Regions from separate parts of the Homo sapiens genome. Here region 1 is linked to region 2. Evidence: read pairs that join two places in POLR2A ChIA-PET (ENCODE). Cell type or tissue: K562. All regions are shown on one strand. Links, peaks and the distances in the headings refer to the core of each region. The heading gives the core; the rest is flanking DNA. Region 1 overlaps ACOX3 (acyl-CoA oxidase 3, pristanoyl). Region 2 holds the start of CPZ (carboxypeptidase Z).

The links. Peaks named below come from ENCODE experiments on the same cell type or tissue, not always from the same donor. Only the 100,000 strongest peaks of a DNase experiment are listed, where the experiment ranks them.
Region 1: POLR2A ChIA-PET joins it to region 2 with 6 read pairs; 2 of 35 experiments call an interaction of 5 or more read pairs at or near these places.

What each region holds. Positions count from the first base shown.
Region 1 is chr4:8,376,844-8,385,161 of GRCh38, reverse strand. It overlaps ACOX3 (acyl-CoA oxidase 3, pristanoyl), which reads left to right. Exons shown (of 18, transcript NM_003501.3): 14 at 3,555-3,670. Among named protein-coding and RNA genes, the nearest start is that of ACOX3, 60 kb to the left of the region's middle. RefSeq lists enhancers at 2,482-3,080, 3,081-3,680. In K562, for the core only: no CTCF peak of the experiment used is centred there; no DNase peak of the experiment used is centred there; H3K27me3 peaks cover 3,350 bases.
Region 2 is chr4:8,590,932-8,599,249 of GRCh38, reverse strand. It overlaps CPZ (carboxypeptidase Z), which reads right to left and starts at 6,485. Exons shown (of 11, transcript NM_001014447.3): 1 at 6,329-6,485. The coding sequence starts at 6,416. RefSeq lists an enhancer at 4,808-5,482. In K562, for the core only: a CTCF peak has its summit at 4,640 (motif pointing right); DNase peaks (open chromatin) are centred at 4,669 and 6,559; H3K4me3 peaks cover 1,068 bases; H3K27me3 peaks cover 1,522 bases.

The DNA.
Region 1 (8,318 bases), core at 261-8,260, 210 kb after region 2:
TGCCCCCCGCTGTGACCTTGAGCTAGGCTTTAATCTCTCTGAGCCTGTTTTCCTTCTGCGAGACAGTGGGGAGGGAATGCGGTCACCCCATGCCACCTGGCAGGGGCCAGGCCATGGTGCCCTCGGTGGGGGGCTGCTGCGTGTGGGGGGCCACAGTCCTGAACACTTCCTTGGAAACAACAGATGCAGGTGAGGTCTGCCTTGGTGGGTCAGGGAATGTCTCCCACAAAACTGGCACCTGAGGGTGTCTCAGAGGGTCCGTGCGTTGTGCTTTTGGGGAGCACCGGCCATTCAGGAGCACCAGAGCGGCGGGCATGGTCAGACCCGGGCCTGTGATCTGGCTGAGGAGTTGGGGCCGCTGTCCAGGCCTTGCTTTCCAGGGCTTGCCTGGGTCAGAATCCGAGTTAGGAGTGCTCTGATGCTGACGCAGAGGGGACTGGACCCAGAGACGGGAGAGGAAACCGAGACCCGAAAGGCAGGCAGTGCATGCGAAGAGCTCACCATGGGGTCAAGGACAGAGCCCCAGCTGGGGAGGGGGCAGATCGAGGGGCAGTCATTGGGTGCACAGGGCGGCTGGGGGCACCTTCGAGAGTCCTTCTGGTGTGAGGCACATGGAAAGGCCGTGGTGACCCAGGATTCTGGGAGAGTCTTGAGGACAGAGGTTGTTGACGCTGGGTGTGTCCTCAGGCCGCCAGCAGCCGCATTCCGAGCAAGAGAATTCACTGCCCGTCAGTGCCCGTTTTCCTGCCTAGTTTGTTTCAGCGATACTTTTTCACTTCCACATTAACTCTGAAAATGACACACACAACACCCACCTTTCATTGTTTGCTTTCATGTGCTTTTTGGGGATCTTCTCCCCTGCACATGAACACATCAGACTGACATGATTTATTTTTTCACGAAAAACCAAGAACCAAAAGTAGAGTGTAAGGAAAAAACACAGTGCAAACATAACTCATTTCTCAAGCGTCCCTCTCACTTGAAGCCCACAGCACAGTCTAACTGGCCATCGACGTGAAGCCTCATGGATTAATTCTGGTTGCAGAGACAGATTGGAAAACTCGGGTAACTGCCGTGAAGTGTCCACCGCAGAGGGACACCTCCTGGGGCAGTGTTTGGGAATGGCCAGGACAGGCTGGGAGGGAAGCCCAGCCATGGCTGATGCGTGGTGGGACACGGGGGCCTCTGGTGTGGTCAGAAGGAATTTGCACAAGTGGTTTCTGGCCGGACCGTTTCCTTGGTTTTGTTGCTGTGTAAATAAGTCGTGGGAAGCACAACTGTACGGCGTCTACCTTTCCTTGCTGTTCGTGACCATCTGCCCTGCTGGGGAGAGCTTGGGATGTTGCAGAGCCTTTAGGAACAGGCGGTGGTCACAAGGGCCTCCCCTCAGCATTGGTTGCAAAATGGACCTGAGTTTTCCAGTAAAGTCCTGAAGGGTAGCATGTGAGGCTCAAGGATGACCCCTGGGCAGCCTGCCAGCAGCAGAGAGCCACGGCCTGGGCACTGAAGACAGCAGACAGTGACTCTCTTGGTGCAGAGGCAGAAACCCCAAGTCAGGATGGGGCAGGGCTACCCGCCTCCCTCTCGTGGTGGGGGGGCTTTTCCCGCCCAGGCTCCTGGCAGCTCCAGGAGTTCTTGGCTGTGGGTGCATCATGCCAGCCTTTGCCTCCTCTGTGACTTTGCTGTCTCTGCATCTTGTAAGGACACGTGTCATTGGATTTAGAATCCATCCTAGTCCAGGAGTCCCTGATGACCTCACCTGAATACCTCAACTTCATGACATCTTCAAAGACCCTCTTCCCAACAAAGGTCACATTCACAGCTGTGGGGGTCAGTTGGGGCCACCATTCAGCGCCCCATGCCTGGCAGGACTTGGCGAGGGGAGCCTTGGCTCCCTGAAGATGCCTGCATGGAGGAAGCCTCCGCCCAACCCTGCCTGTGCCCTGCCTGCGGGGTCAGCAGCACCCGTCTTTCCATCCCACTCCCTCTGGGGAGCTGAGACCTCCGGCAAGCCGCCTGACGTGTGAGCCTGGGAAACGGCCTGCTCTGGTTTGTGACGGGCTTCTCAGTTATGCCGTGAGGGTGAACAGATGTAACAGCCGAAAGCAGTCGGGTGTGCTGTGGCAGGAACTGCAACGTTGGGTATTTTCTTTTCTTTTTTTTTTTTTTTTGAGACGGAGTCTCGCTCTGTCGCCCAGGCTGGAGTGCAGTGGCGCGATCTCGGCTCACTGCAACTCCGCCTCCCGGGTTCACGCCATTCTCCTGCCTCAGCCTCCCGAGTAGCTGGGACTACAGGCGCCTGCCACTGCGCCCGGCTAATTTTTTGTATTTTTAGTAGAGACGGGGTTTCACCGTGTTAGCCAGGATGGTCTCGATCTCCTGACCTCGTGATCCGCCCGCCTCTGCCTCCCAAAGTGCTGGGATTACAGGTGTGAGCCACTGCGCCCAGCAACGTTGGGTATTTTCTTCCCAGTGACCTGGGCTGTGTGACATAGAAGGAAATCCCAAGCCCCACTGAGTTCAGCCTTTGGGCTCAGACTCAGTGTGGCTGATCCCCATTCTCCTGCCTGGGATCTCTGAGCAAGACCGGCTGCCAGGCAGAAGGCCCCTGCAGCCTGGAGGTGCCTCGTGTCTGGGCGCCAGGCCCTCTGTGCCTGGGCAGGGGGTGGGTGTGAGCGTGGCCTCCACATGTGGGTGGTCTGCACCCCTCCCTCACATGCTCGCCATGTACCTGGGTCCCTGGGCCCGTGTCCTCATCAGTGGGGTAGTAGCAGTACAGCCTGGTGGGGTCTCAGGACCATGCCTGGTCCATACGGAGTACTGTGGGAGGCCAGCTCTGGCTGTGCTGTGGGGGGCCCCGCAGATGTGGGCACCACTGCCAGGGGAAGGGGAGGACGAAGGGGGGTCTCCAGCTGTCCTGCCTGACACCCCACCCCGGGGCCTCCCTGTCTGCAACATCTGCTCCCTCCTGCCCTTTTGAGCTTTGTGGAAGGGGCCACGCAGGGGGTGAGGCCTTAGGTTCCCCCCTCCCCCACCATGTCAGTCCCCAGTTCCACAGCTCCAGCATGCGGTGAGGTCCAAGGGCCAGGCAGGGGGAGGCGAACGGAAGCACCCCTTCCTCTCGCCACTGGGCGCCACCGCCGGCCAGTTGTCCTGCTGCCCATGCAGTCCTGGCTGATGCTGTGGAGGCAGCACCACGCTTCACACAGACCGAGCCTGGTGCGTGCGAGAACGTGCAGCCGTCCCACTCGGGGGCCCACTCTAGCGGCGGCACCGTGTTCCTGTGGCCTCCAGGCTGCTGGAACAGTGTAGAACTCAGGACAGCCCTGGGCTGAGCCAGGAAGTGCCTCCAGCCAGGGGGGCCCTGGGCAGGTGCCCTCCCTGTGCTTCAGTTTCCCTACCTATAAAATCAGACCCACCCCATACACTTGGTTGTCAATGAAGACAACCTGGTACCTGCAGGATGCTGGCAGTGCCTTGTCCCTGGGGGTGAGTTGTGACAAATGCTGTGTTCTCTATTGTTACTTTTTCTCCTTCTGTTTGTCATTCCGAAGTCGCCCTGGCAGCATACAAGTGGCTGGTTTGCTACCTGCTCCGAGAGACTTATCAAAAATTAAACCAAGAGAAAAGATCAGGAAGCAGTGACTTTGAAGCAAGGAACAAATGCCAGGTAAGTATTTGTTTTCAAAATTCCCTTTTGTATTATTTGCTCTTAATTCCCTGGCCGTTGTGTCCCTGGGAGTTTGAACATCCTGGCAATTCAGGCCCCAGACCCCGAGCTCCCGTGACCTTGGGCAGATGACTTGATGACTTTGCTGCTTGCTCAGCTCCTCTGTAACACAGGGATGGCAGCACCTGTCTTGCTGGGCTGGGGAGGTCATGGATGTTACATTTACCGTGCCTGACGGTTCCCAGCCCGTAAACCAGAGCGGTGAAGCTCTGGGTTGTGAGAGCCTTGGATGCACAGAGTGGCGGAGACACCATTGCGGGCACTCAGAGCACTCCCTCCTGACTCGTGGGAGTGATGCCAGCGCCCTGCTTGGTTTTCCACAAGTTGCTCTCGCCTTCCCGAGGGGCTGGGGTGGCAATGGTGAGTGGGTCATCGTTGGCCTTGGAAAGCGCTTTGGTTCTCACACTTGGACAGGGCTGTCTCTCATGTTCCAGGAAGCCACAGGGAAAAAATAGCCTGTTATAAAACACCTTGTCATGCCAGGAACCTTCCAGCCCTGTCCCAGCCATCTGCCCTAGAGCAGAGCCCAGCCCCCACCCTGTCTAGGGGGCAGCCGGTGGGGGCAGTAGGGCTCCCGGATGTGTCTGTGGGTGCCATGAGCACTCTTGGCTGGAGTGCGCCAGCCCTAACCATAGCTGTGGGGAGACTCAGGCCATGAGTGTTGTGCAGGGAGGCCGTGGATACGGAGAGAGCTGCTGTCACCCCTTCTCCCTAGCGTCGGTTCATGAGGTTATGGGTCACCTTCAGTAATGAAGCTGCTATGGGGACCCAGGTCCACATCTGCCTGTCTCTGGGAAGGCCCAGCACCTCACAGCCTGCTGCTGGGGGGCAGCCCCGCCCCTCAGGCCAGCTCCTCTAGGAACCTGCTAGACACACCTGCCCTGGGATGAGGAGAGAAGGCAGGAAGGATGGGCTCCTGTCAAGCTCAAAGAAACCCAGATTGGGCCAGGTGCAGTGGCTCACACCTGTAATCCCAGCACTTTGGGAGGCTGAGACGGGTGGATTACAAGGTCAGGAGATCAAGACCATCCTGGCTAATACAGTGAAACCTGGTGTATCCTAAAAATACAAAAAATTGGCCAGGCATGGTGTCATGCGCCTGTAGTCCCAGCTACTTGGCAGGCTGAGGCAGGAGAGTCGCTTGAACCTGGAAGGTGGAGGTTGCAGAGAGCCGAGATCGCACCACTGCACTCCAGCTTGGGTGACAGAGCAAGACTCCATCTCAAAAAAAAAAAAAAAAAAGGAACCCATATTGAATTTATAACTGAAAAGAAATGAAGTCAGCAGGTGGCCAGGGTCTGTAAAACTTGTAGTTTAGGGCCATGGTGACCAAAGCGTGAAGTGACCCTTCCAGAACAGGCCGCCTTGTTTACCCACCTTGGGTGATACACAGCAGGTTGGGTCATTCAGAAACCAGTGGATGCCTGTCAGCTTCCACTGCTCCCTCCTCTGCAGGCCACATCCTTGCGTTAAGGTGGAATAGGCTGCTGCACTGGCTCATGTCTGTAATGCCAGCACTTTAGGAGGCTGAGGCAGGAAGATCGCTTGAGCCCAGGAGGTTGAGGCTGCAGTAGGCCGTGATCACATCACTGCACTCCAGCACGGGCAACAGAGCAAGACCCTGTCTCAGAAAAGAAAGAAAACATTTTTTTAATGGAATAGAGATTCTCCAAAGAGTTATGAAACAAGAACCCCAGAGATGGGGGGCACAAAAGGACCCCCTTCCTAACAACACCTGTGTCTCTTAGAACTGCCCGGTAGGTCCTTAGCACCCCCTTCCAGCCCCGATCTATGCTGGGGACCTGGCATGTGTGACCCCACAACACCCCGAGTGTGTGGCTCAGCTGCTGAGAAACCCCTCCTCACCTGTAGCTTTTCCTTCGAGAACTTGGTAGCAGAATTTCACGGAGGGCTGCGGCAGAGGCCAGGAGGGGTCCTGGGTTCTGATCCGGCTGAGACGGTGACCCTGGGCTGAGCTGTGGAGCTGACAGACACCCACAGACACCAGCCCCAAGGCCTTGGAGGGAAAACAGTTGCCAGGGCAGGGCTTCGTGTTCCAGACCTGCCCCGGGTCGCGGAGCTTTTAAGAGCAGGGGACATTTGTGATAGCTGAGAGCCCTTGGGGCCCTGGGCTGAATGCTAAGGGGGCCCAGGGGAGACGCAGCCCCTTCCCCTGCAATACGGCATACCAAGAAAGCCTCAGCCTAGACCAGCCTTTTCAGGAAGATGGGAACCGGAAGCTGTTAAAAAAACCATCGGATTTGGCTGCATAAAGGTTCAGCATTTCTGCATTGCAAAAGACGCTCTAAACAAAATCGGAAGACACACAGCAGCCTGTGGAAGCCCACGTAACATGTCGCCGACGGAGAACACCCCCAGGAAGGAAGGAATTCCTTCAGATAGATGCCAGCCTGGTCGGAAACCAGCCCCAGCAGCCACTGACCTGGAGCCAGGGCCAGGAGCTGCAGGTCAAAGCCACACTTCCACAGGCATCAGGCTGGGCTTGGGCAGCAGCACCGTTCATGGAGAGGGTGATGGCTGTGTCCTTTGGGAAGGTTACTGACCATTTTTGTTAAAAATGTGCTTACTCTTTGACCTGGTGGAGAAAATCTATTAACTTTTAAACATTTTCTGGCTCCTGCCAGTAACTGCTATCCACCATTTACCCACTGTAAGCCTGGCATGCACAGAAAGGTCTTTAAAAATGCATTTCTCTCATTTTTTGGCTGAGTGACACCTTTACATGTTCAACAGCCAGTAGATACAAAAGATGGGTGGTGGCGTCCCTCCTCCCTACCTCTAGCCTGGGAGTAAAAAGATGGGCGATGGCGTCCCCGCAGCCTGCCTCCAGCCTGGGAGTAAAAAGATGGGCGGTGGCGTCCCTGCAGCCTGCTTCCAGCCTGGGAGTAAAAAGATGGGTGGTGGCGTCCCCGCAGCCTGCCTCCAGCCTGGGACCAACCCCTGCCACAAGGGCTCGAGGTTTCCTTCAGGGATTTGCACATCAGAAGGCGGACAAGGACGAGGACATTTGTTCTCCCTGAGCCACACGCTGGATTCTGTACCTGGGTCATTTCACGTTGTCTACTTTGGGAGTGAAGGAAGTTGAGGCCAAGAGAAATGCCCAAGGTCCCCCAGCTCGCCCGTGCCGGGGCCAGGATTGCACCCGGGCCAGCTGTCACAGAGTCCAACCCTTTCCCCAGGCTGCATGGCTGCAGTCTGAATTTGGACAGTTTGGGGTTTGTTTTTTTGCCTGAAGTATGCATTGCCTCTTAAAATGTACTTCACCAACCAGAGTGTACCAGACTGGGACCCTCTCCTCTCTCCTGTGCTGAAGGTTTACGGACAGCTGACCTTAGCTGCATCGAGCCTGAGAAGTGCCTGTCACAGTCCTAGCTGGGGACAGTTTGGCAGCTCTGGAGGGGCAGCTGAGGTGGTCCAGAAGATCCCCCTAGAGCAGAGCCCAGCCCCGCCCTGTCTAGGGGGCAGCTGGTGGGGGCAGTGGGGCTCCCGGATGTGTCTGGGTGCCGTGAGCACTCTCGGCTGGAGTGCGCCAGCCCTAACCGTAGCTGTGGGGACACTTTGTCCGTGGGGGAGGGACTGCACCTGAGGCATTACTGTCCCCCCGGGTCGCCAGAGTCCATACCGCATGGGATGCTTCCTGGGCCCCAGCCCACCTTGGTTAATGCTGTGGTCAGCTCTGCTGGTTGCCATGGCAGACACTGTTTAGGGAGCCCATCCCCAGAGCCTGTGTCCCCCCCGGTGACTGCTGGCCTTACGTGGACCTTTCCTGGAAGAACAGCGCAGTATCATGCAGGCAAATCCTGGGGACTGAGATGCCGTTGAGTACAGTAGAGCTGCCATCGCAGGCGCTTCCTGTGAGAGAGCCGCCCTGACCCCAGCAGCACCACGCAGGAGACAACGCTGAGGCTTGGAGCCATGACGCCTTTTGCTCACGCGCAGAGCTGCAGAGCCGAGTGACGCTGTGTTTCAAAACTCACTGGCACTCGCGATGCATTATTTGACAGCAGCAAGGTTCCAGGAGGGGCTGTCTTTCTGGCCCCCGCAGCATGTCTGGCCTGTGCCATCGCTGTATCAAGCTGTGTCACTTTCATGGAAAAACACTGAAGCAGTGCCGCTCTAACACAGCAACTGTGCAGGCGACGGGGAGAGTGGTGCGGGGCACAGGGCTCACTCAGATTCGGTTCAAGGACGGCCTCTCTGTGCCTGGGCCCTGCTGGGATTGGCCTCATCTCTGGGTTCGCAGAGGACCCATGGCGAGAGGAGAGGCCCTCGTGGTGTGGGAGCACGTTTTGGGGTGTGGGCAGGATTCAATGGAATTATCGTGTTCTCGTGGACACAGGAGCAGCCTACGGGGGTGCAGATGCCGTCACCCGCTTGTTTCATGGAAGGTGGAAGGAGGAAGGGCTGAGGCCTGGAGCTGCAGCACCACACCTGGCAGCTCCCCCACAGGCCTGTATTATCAGCCTCCTGCCAGAGGCCTCAGGTGGGAGCCTGAGGGCTGCCCCACCTCACTCGGCAGGGCTCTGGGAAATTTGGGTGCTAGTCCTACCTAGCTGGGGTCTGTCAG
Region 2 (8,318 bases), core at 123-8,122:
GGTCACATGACCTGCCTAAGGACAGACAGGCAGCAGCAGGCGTCAGTGGCATCCATCTGGCTCGAAGCCCGGGGCTGGGCCATGGTGCCCACAAGCCTGATGTCCAGGACAGAAGAGCCCTGAGGTGGCATCTGTGAGTGCTGGGGCACAAGTACCTCTACTGTGGCCAATCTCAAGCTTCCCACCGTAAGCCGCTGAGTCCTCAGAAGATTCCAAAAGTTTTAACTGTCAGCCCCCGGAGCCCTCACCAGCAGGCACTGCTGCACCCAGACCCAGGCCCCTCCCAGAGTCAGCCACGCAGGCTCCGTGCCCCCAAGGACACCACCAGGGTGTGGCCTCTCCCCATTTCCTGAATCAGGGGCCCTCTTCCAAGAACAAAGGATCAACACACAAAACCATCCTCACAATCGTGGGGTTTCGAGGGCCCTTTCTGAACCCAGACATGTGAACCCAACAGTAAGGCCTCTGAGAAGGCCAAACACAGCCAACCCTAAGCAATGCTGGCTGCTAAGGGCCCTGTATGAAGTGGGACCCAAGGCTCTGTGTGCATCAGGCAGCGAGAACGCATCCAAGGCGGGGAACCCGGCATCAGATTTAAAACCCGGCTAGTGCTGGGACGGGCCCATGCCGGAGCCCACCTGGCCAGAGAGGGGGCAGGCTGGGCAGTGGGAGCAGCAGGAACCCGGAGAAGGGGACGTGACCCACAGGCAGGACGTGTGGAGTGGGTGCAGGGGGCCAGGGAGAAGGGGGCAAGCAGGCTGGAGCAGAGGAAAAGGCCTGCCTGCCTGGCTGTGACTTCACCTCCAGCCAAAACCTGGGACAGAACCTTGAGGCCAGGAGAGTGCAGGCCGCTTTTCGGAGCTCACCCTAGGATCTGGGGGCTGTGAAAACTTGGCTGAGCATATGGCAACTCTCCAAAGGTCAGAGAGACCTGGGCTGCTCTGTGGCCAGGCAGCTCCCACCCTCGGGAACTTCCTGGGACTGGGTTTCCCCACTGGGGACTGGGCAACCACAGTCCTGGATCCCTACACCATTCAGCTCACAGAGCTCTTGTGGGATGGGGACGTTTAGGGCACTAGTCCTCCACCAGGCACTCCTAGGAGAGCTCCCGTTTCCATCCTCATCACAGATGACAAAAGAGGTCCACACAGCGCTCTCCGGGCGTGGAACAGGCGTGTGCGGGCGGCCCTGGGGAAGACACGGCTGCCCTTGGGCTCACTCTCCCTCCCTGTCCAAGCTGGCAGGGAACATGGACTATGAACCACAAGGGCTGTGGAAGGCAGGGAAGATGCCCAGCCCCAGACCACCGGGCCCAGGTGCCAACCGCCACATCACAGCCGGGGGCCCCGGGCAAGTGGCTCTTTTGTGTCTCCATTTCCCCCATTTCACATGGGTTCATTATAATCATTTTGTAGGAATACTGTGAGATGAGACGACCTATGGTCCGAGCCCAGCACACGATCTTCCGGGGGGAAGAGGCTCCATCAGCCACAGTGTGCATCATTCCTGCGATGGTTTCAGAACAACCCGGAGACAAGCTGCAGGAGCCCTGCTGTGCTGAGTGTGGGAGAGCAGCAGGCAAGGGCACTGTTTTCCTAAAGCACCTGGGAGTGGGGCGGCCCTAACCCAAGAGGGGTGCTGCAGTGTGCCCACCTGCCCGTCCATGCCCGCGGACGCCCACAACGCGCGCTGGGATGAGCACAGAGGAGCTTGAGTCCCCCTGGATGACTGTCACGGGCCTGTGGGCGTGAGACTGTCCAGACACCCTCCCTGGCACCCTCACGTGACTCCCAGGCCTTCATGGTCCAGACAGAGCGTCCCCAGACTCCACCAATCTGCAGCATAAAGGAGGCATGACAGCTTGAACTTTAGGAAAAAAGGAATGAAAAAAAAGCTGGTCCGGGATTCTGCTTGAAATACTGTGCCCTCACCCCCCTGTCAGTGTGGCTAAAGACAACTGGGTGATGTTGGGAAGAGCAGATAAAAGGCTGGCATCCACACAGGGCCCTGTGTGAGCACCCATCCTGTGCAGGGCCCTGAGCGAGCACCGGTGTGCAAAGCTGGCCACCAGTGGGGCCACTCTGGCAGCAGGGTTTGCACTCAGCTGACCCGTGGTCTCATCCTGCACTGAGCTTGGACCGAGGCAGATGCTACAGCACAGTCAGCTCAAGGGTCAAGGTGATCTCAGCCCAGCACCCCTGCTCCACTCCCTGGGTACCCATCACAAGGCTCTGACGGTGCCCGGCTGGCACTGAGCGTGGCCTGGCCCTGAGCTGGCGAGCTTGGGTGAACCTGGAACTTTGTTTATTCACTCAGCAGACATGAGCGACTGGAAGAACTAACTTTGACTTGACCCTGGGAACTCTGCTGGCCTCAGGGAGCTACAAGGTGAGGTGTCCATCCCTGCACCTGCTCCTCCAAAGCCACCAAGCGCCCACACAAGTGACTGGACCATCACACAGGGACTGGACAGGCGATCCTTCCTGGCTTCCTGTGGCTTCCAGTCTCCCTTGTTCACAGATGAGGGCACTAAGACTCCAGGATGAACCACTGCCCGTGCCTCAGTTTCCTCATGTGTAGATTGGGATAAGGATCACGTCTACCTCATAGGGCTGTTGGAGGATCCATCAAGATTAATACAACAGGAGGGTGAGGTGCCCAGTGAATGCTCAACACACAGAGTCTTGGGGCATATCGTGGGCAGGAGCAGGACTATCCCCTGTGACCCCACAATAAGCCATGCAGCCCCATCGGGGTTTCCCAAGGGGCAGGAAGAGTGTCTGCTGGCTGGGTCACCCCCACTTCCACTGGCCGCCATGTGCAAGGCACAGAGAGGGGTGGGTTTGTTTGCCAGGGCTGCCCTAGCAAAGCGCCCACCATGCTTAGGTTAAATCAACAACAGCCGGGTGCAGTGGCCCACACCTGTAATCCCAGCACTTTGGGAGGCCTAGGCGGGTGAATCACGAGGTCAGGAGTTCAAGACCAGCCTGGCCAACATGGTGAAACCCCGTCTCTACTAAAAATACAAAAATTAGCCGGGCATGGTGGCACACACCTGTAGTCCCAGCTACTCGGGAGGCTGAGGTGGGAGAATCACTTGAACCTGGGAGGTGGAGGTTGCAGTGAGCCAAGATCACACCACTGCACTCCAGCCTGGGTGACAGAGAGACTCTATCTTGAAAAAAAAAAGCAACAACAGTTCAGAGCCCTGGAGGCTGGAAGGCTGGAAGTCTGCAGGTCTGCAGGGCCGCACTCCCTGTCAAGGCTCTAAGGGAAGAACTCTCCCGCCCCTCCCGGCTCCTGGTGGCCCCAGGTGCTCCTTGGCTCGTGGCCAGAGCACTCCAGTCCCTGCCTCTGTTGTCATGTGTGAACTTTGTCCCTGTGTCTGTCTCTGCCCAAATCTCCCTCTTCTTCTAGGGATACCAGTTATTGGCTTAGGGCCTGCCCTAATCCCGTGAGGCCTCATCTGAATCAGATTTCATCCACAAAGACCTTGTTTCCAAGTACGCTCCCATTCACAGGTGCCAGGGATTACATCATCAGTATGTCTTTTCTGGAAAACACAATTCTTCCCCCAACAATCAGCAAGCCCCAGTGGGTGCTGCTGTGGCCACAAGAGAGTCAGGATGGTCTGGGAGGAGCCCTCGGGGGCTGCAACTGCCCCAAGACCACACAGCTAGTCCCATGATGTGGCTGGGCCTTTGCCAGCTGCCTTGGCCTCCGTAGGCCTCTGGTTTTGCCCCTTACCACACGGGGGTGGGCCTGCTGACCCAAAGCCCACCCTCTGCCTCTCCCAGGCCGCACCTGCCCTGGCAGCCACAGAGCAAAGCCAGGACGACTGTGGCTGGTTAGGCTATTCACCATTGCTTCCCCACCCCAACCACCGTGGGACACAGACATCCCCGGATCCCCCTGCAGACTTGCAAACGCACAGTGGGGTGAAAGCCTATGCCCCTAGAAGGCTCTCAAGCCATGGTCTCCAGTACAGCAGCCACGAGCCACACGTGGCCACTGAGCCCTTCACATGTGGCAAGATCAAACCAATGTGTGCGATGTGTGAAATGCATACCAAATTTCAGACTTAGTACTAAAAACAGTGTGTTTCATTAATAATTTTTATATGAATGCCAAAATGCTGGAATATTTTGGACATATTGGGTTAAATAGAATCTGTTACAGGCCAGGCGTGGTGGCTCACGCCTGTAATCCCAGCACTTTGGGAGGCCAAGGCGGGTGGATCACGGGGTCAGGAGATCAAGACCATCCTGGCCAACACGGTGAAACCCTGTCTCTACTAAAACTACAAAAAATTAGTTGGGCGCGGTGGCAGATGCCTGTAGTCCCAGCTACTCGGGAGGCTGAGCCAGGAGAATGGCGTGAACCCGGGAGGTGGAGCTCGCAGTGAGCTGAGATTGCGCAACTGCACTCCAGCCTGGGCGACAGAGTGAGACTCCATCTCAAAAAAAAAAAAAAAGAATTTGTTATTAAAATCAGTTTCGCCTGTTTCTGTTACCTCATTAGTGTGGCTACTAGAAAATATAAAATTCTGTGCGTGGATGGCTTTGTGTTTCTGTTGGACAGCACTGGTCTGAAAGCGGCTTTTGAAATAGTTCTAAGCCTCTTAACCACGAGGTGGCAGCATTTCTTCAACAGGGGAGTGACAGCCCGTCAGTCCTCCCCCTCCTCAACTGACCAGTGGCTGTGCCTGGGTCAGGGATGAGACCTGAATGAGGTCAGAGAGGTCAGGCCATCTGCCCAGGTCACACAGCAGAGTTGAGGAGTCAGAATCTGAATCCCAGACCCTAGGACATGAAAATTACCTCCGTCCCCAGGCTCCAGTGAGGACAGGGAATCTTCCACCAGGGAAGGGTGAGGCAGAGAGGAGAGAGCACCAGGCTTGCTCTCAGCAAGACCCAGATGGCGAGACAGGGACATGGCAGCCCGGGGTGGGGGACCTGCACTGCAGGTGACCGGCTCTGCCCACTTCTGCCTGTGGGCTGGAAACGTCCTTGACTTCCACACTCGTCCATAAGAGGGGAGACTGGACTGGGGGATGAGTGATTTCTCCCAGAAACACTTGCCGATGCCACGGCTGTGCTCAGCACCTGCCAGGGACAGAGACCAGCCCATGCATCCTGCTGGGTGAGGACAGGGTGGTCTGTGCTGCCTGCGTGCAGAGGAGGAGGCTGCATTTCTTCCTGGGAAAGGGCAGGTCAGGAGAGCTTCCTGGAGGAGGGGGCTGTGGTCTCCAACAAGCCTATGATTCTAGATACTGTCTGGGCTCTCAGGGGCCAAGGGGAGGCCCACCCACAACACGGCACAAGCTCCAGCAGCACCCCACCTGCACACCTGCATGAGCACACACGCAGCGGGTAGAAAAGAGCCCAGAGGTAAGGCGAGGAGCAGAGGTGGGAGGAAAATCCAGGCATCAACAGGACGGAAAGGAAAAGTGTCGACACAGCGCACTGGGGTGGGGTATTGTGGTCCTGGCACATCCACTCGCAGGGCTCAGGCAGTTCTCAGGTATCCACAAACCCCAGAGAACAAGCGATTCAGAACCTGACACCCTGCACCCTTGAACCCACACACGGCCCCACTCCCGCAGGAGCCCAGATGTCTGCTTCTGATGAGAGTCCTGAGCACGGTTGGCTAGATGCACCCCCACACCTGGAGAGGCCGTGAGGCCAGACGGGAGCCCAGGATCCAGCCCCCAGCCTCTACCTTCCTGCTCCCCACCCCCGCTGCACACCCCTTGGGTGAGGTCGTGCGGGCAGACCTCCCAGAGGATCCCTGCGTCCATTCCCTCTCCGGGCCCCAGATCCCTCCAGGGGGCCCACGCCCCCTCCCAGCCCTTAGGGCCACTTCCGGAGACTTGCTGTCCACATCACAGCCCCAGCTGGGAGGGAGGGGTCAAGAGTTTGCCACAGCCCAGAGAGACTGTCCCGTTCCTGGAAAGACCCGGGGACCTTAGATGGCCTCTCACCCTGCAAAGTCCTGGCACCTGCTCCCTCGAACCCACCTGCAGGGCGCCCCTGCTGCTGTGTCCGACAGGAAAAAGATCTCACCCCCCGGCCCAGGCGTGGTGACCCTCTGCTGCCTGGGGTCCCGGCCTGGATGCCGTAGAGAGCCTCCCTGGTGTCCCCGTCCAGGGGAGAGGTCACACTACCAGTCCCAGGCCACATGCTGCCCACTTTGGAGACGTTCTCGCCAGGACCATAGGCGCGTGACCTACTGGAAGAAAGCTCCCGGGCCCCTGGGAAGCGACGGATCACACTCCCCAGAGGTTGCAGGGTGGAGGGTGGAGGGTGGGGGCAGGGGACGGCCTTACCGGCGGGGTTCCGCTCAAACTCGCACCCCGGCCGGGCAGCGGCGACGACCAGGACTGTAAGGAGCAGCAGCGGCAGCGGGGGCGGCATGGTGGGGCGGCGGACCTTGGACGGCCAGCGCAGTGATGTGGCACTCGGGCCGCGCGGGGCCGGGGCTCTGCGCTCGCTGGGCTCCCGCCCCCGGCGCAGGGAGGGCGCCCCAAACGCAAATGCCGGAGTCGGGTTACAGTGGGCAGCGCCAGAAGCTAGAGAGAGGATGCCGCTGGGGGAGGAGGAGGGGCAGGACAGCAGATAAAGGCCCCTGCCTGCCCCGGGCGGAGTGCCCCGCCCCGTCCAAGGGGCTCCCCGCCCCTCCTTGGGCCTCAGTTTCCCCATCTGCCACCTGAGTGCACTGTGGAGCTGGTATGCAGATTCCCTGCTGATCCTGCCTAAAACCCCTGGTCCCCTGCACAGGCTGCGTCGCGGGTGAATGCGGGTTCTGGCTGCAGCGCTGATCCCAGCAGACCAGGGCCTGTCAGGTGAGGAAAGTGAAGGCATGTCCCCACCTTTTGACCCTTGTCCCCTGTGTGGATGCGGGGAGGGGGCTTTGCTGGGTGGCTGGACCTTTAGGAGCCATGTGCCTCATGGGTTCCTTTGCCAGCTATACCAGTGCACCAGTAGCAGTCCCCAGAGCCAGCTGCCACTCAGCCAGCCCTGAGACTTAGGACAAGCCCCTTCGCCCAGAGGCTGGGGTAATGGAGACAGTACTCACTGTGGCCCCAACTCATTGCTGGCACCCAGCAGGTGCTGCTTCCTGCAGGTCATCTGCTCAAAGATGCCCATTTCAATACCCCCCGGGATCTGGGGCGCCTGGTGCTCAACCTTGCCCTCTCTCTGCCTGGACTCAGCTGGGTCCTTCCAGAAGCAACTCTGACTGCCCCGGCCAGCCTCCGGGGCCACAGTCTTTGACTTCCCTGTCTGAGCTTTCCAGCCCAGGTCTGAGGGCGAATTCAGACTCCATGCTTTCCCGAGCCCCAGCTGGCAGTGCACAGTCCCAGGGAGGGTTTTCCTCCTCCTCCCTGAGAGCTGGGGTGGGGACACCGTGCCTCCTTGTTGTCCCCTGCTGTGGCAGGCTTAGTTCTCGTGGACGCTGAGCGTTCAGCCGTGAGTGGCCCACCTGTTGAGGGTGTCTCCTAGCACAGCCCTCATTCTGGGCTTTTCCTTCCCAGTGGTACCTAAAACAGACAGTTTAAAATCAACGGCATTTTAGATTTGAGGAAATTGAGTGCTAGCTTGTGTCACTTTTTAAGACTCGGGGAGAAGAATTTGGTCATCTTTCCTGGAACCAGCTTCTCTCTTCCACAGTTAAGTTGGAAGGGACAGCCTCTAATCCACAGCGTCTCACCCACGAGGGCCCAACCCACCAAATGGTTCATCAGGGGCAAATCACAAGACAGGGTTAATCGTTCCCAGGGGTAAAAGAGGCATCCAAGTCGTCCCCATCACACCAAATCCCCAGACACTGTCCAGCCAGCCCAGCGGGCAATAGGCCACGGGGAGAGGACCCAGCCACACCTGTGCAGTCAAGGTGGGGCCAGTGAACCAGCAGGTGTGGCCAGAGCCAAGTCTGCAAGAGCACAGCCCCTGGGGCCGGGTGTGTGGTCCCATGGGGGGTGCCCTGCAGGACAAGTTTCTAGGAGAGAAGCCACTTTGTGTCATCAAAAGAGCACAGACTCACCGCTCAAAAGAGCGGCCCACCTTGGGGCTCATGAGGTTGGGGTAGGGTCAGCATGGCAGCCGGAGGAGCCTGTCAGTCGTTGGAAGCCTGCTCCCCAGCTGGACATGGTGTGTGCATGCCGGCATCCCCAGCACTTGCTGCAGAGCGGGTGCTGGGGATAAAAGTGGGTCTGACCCTGTTCCTACCCACCCTATGGCTGGACCCTTGAGAGAAGGGTGCTGGGGCTATGAGCACCTGAGGAGGGAGGGTTGTGTCTGCCTCAGTCAGGTGGAAGG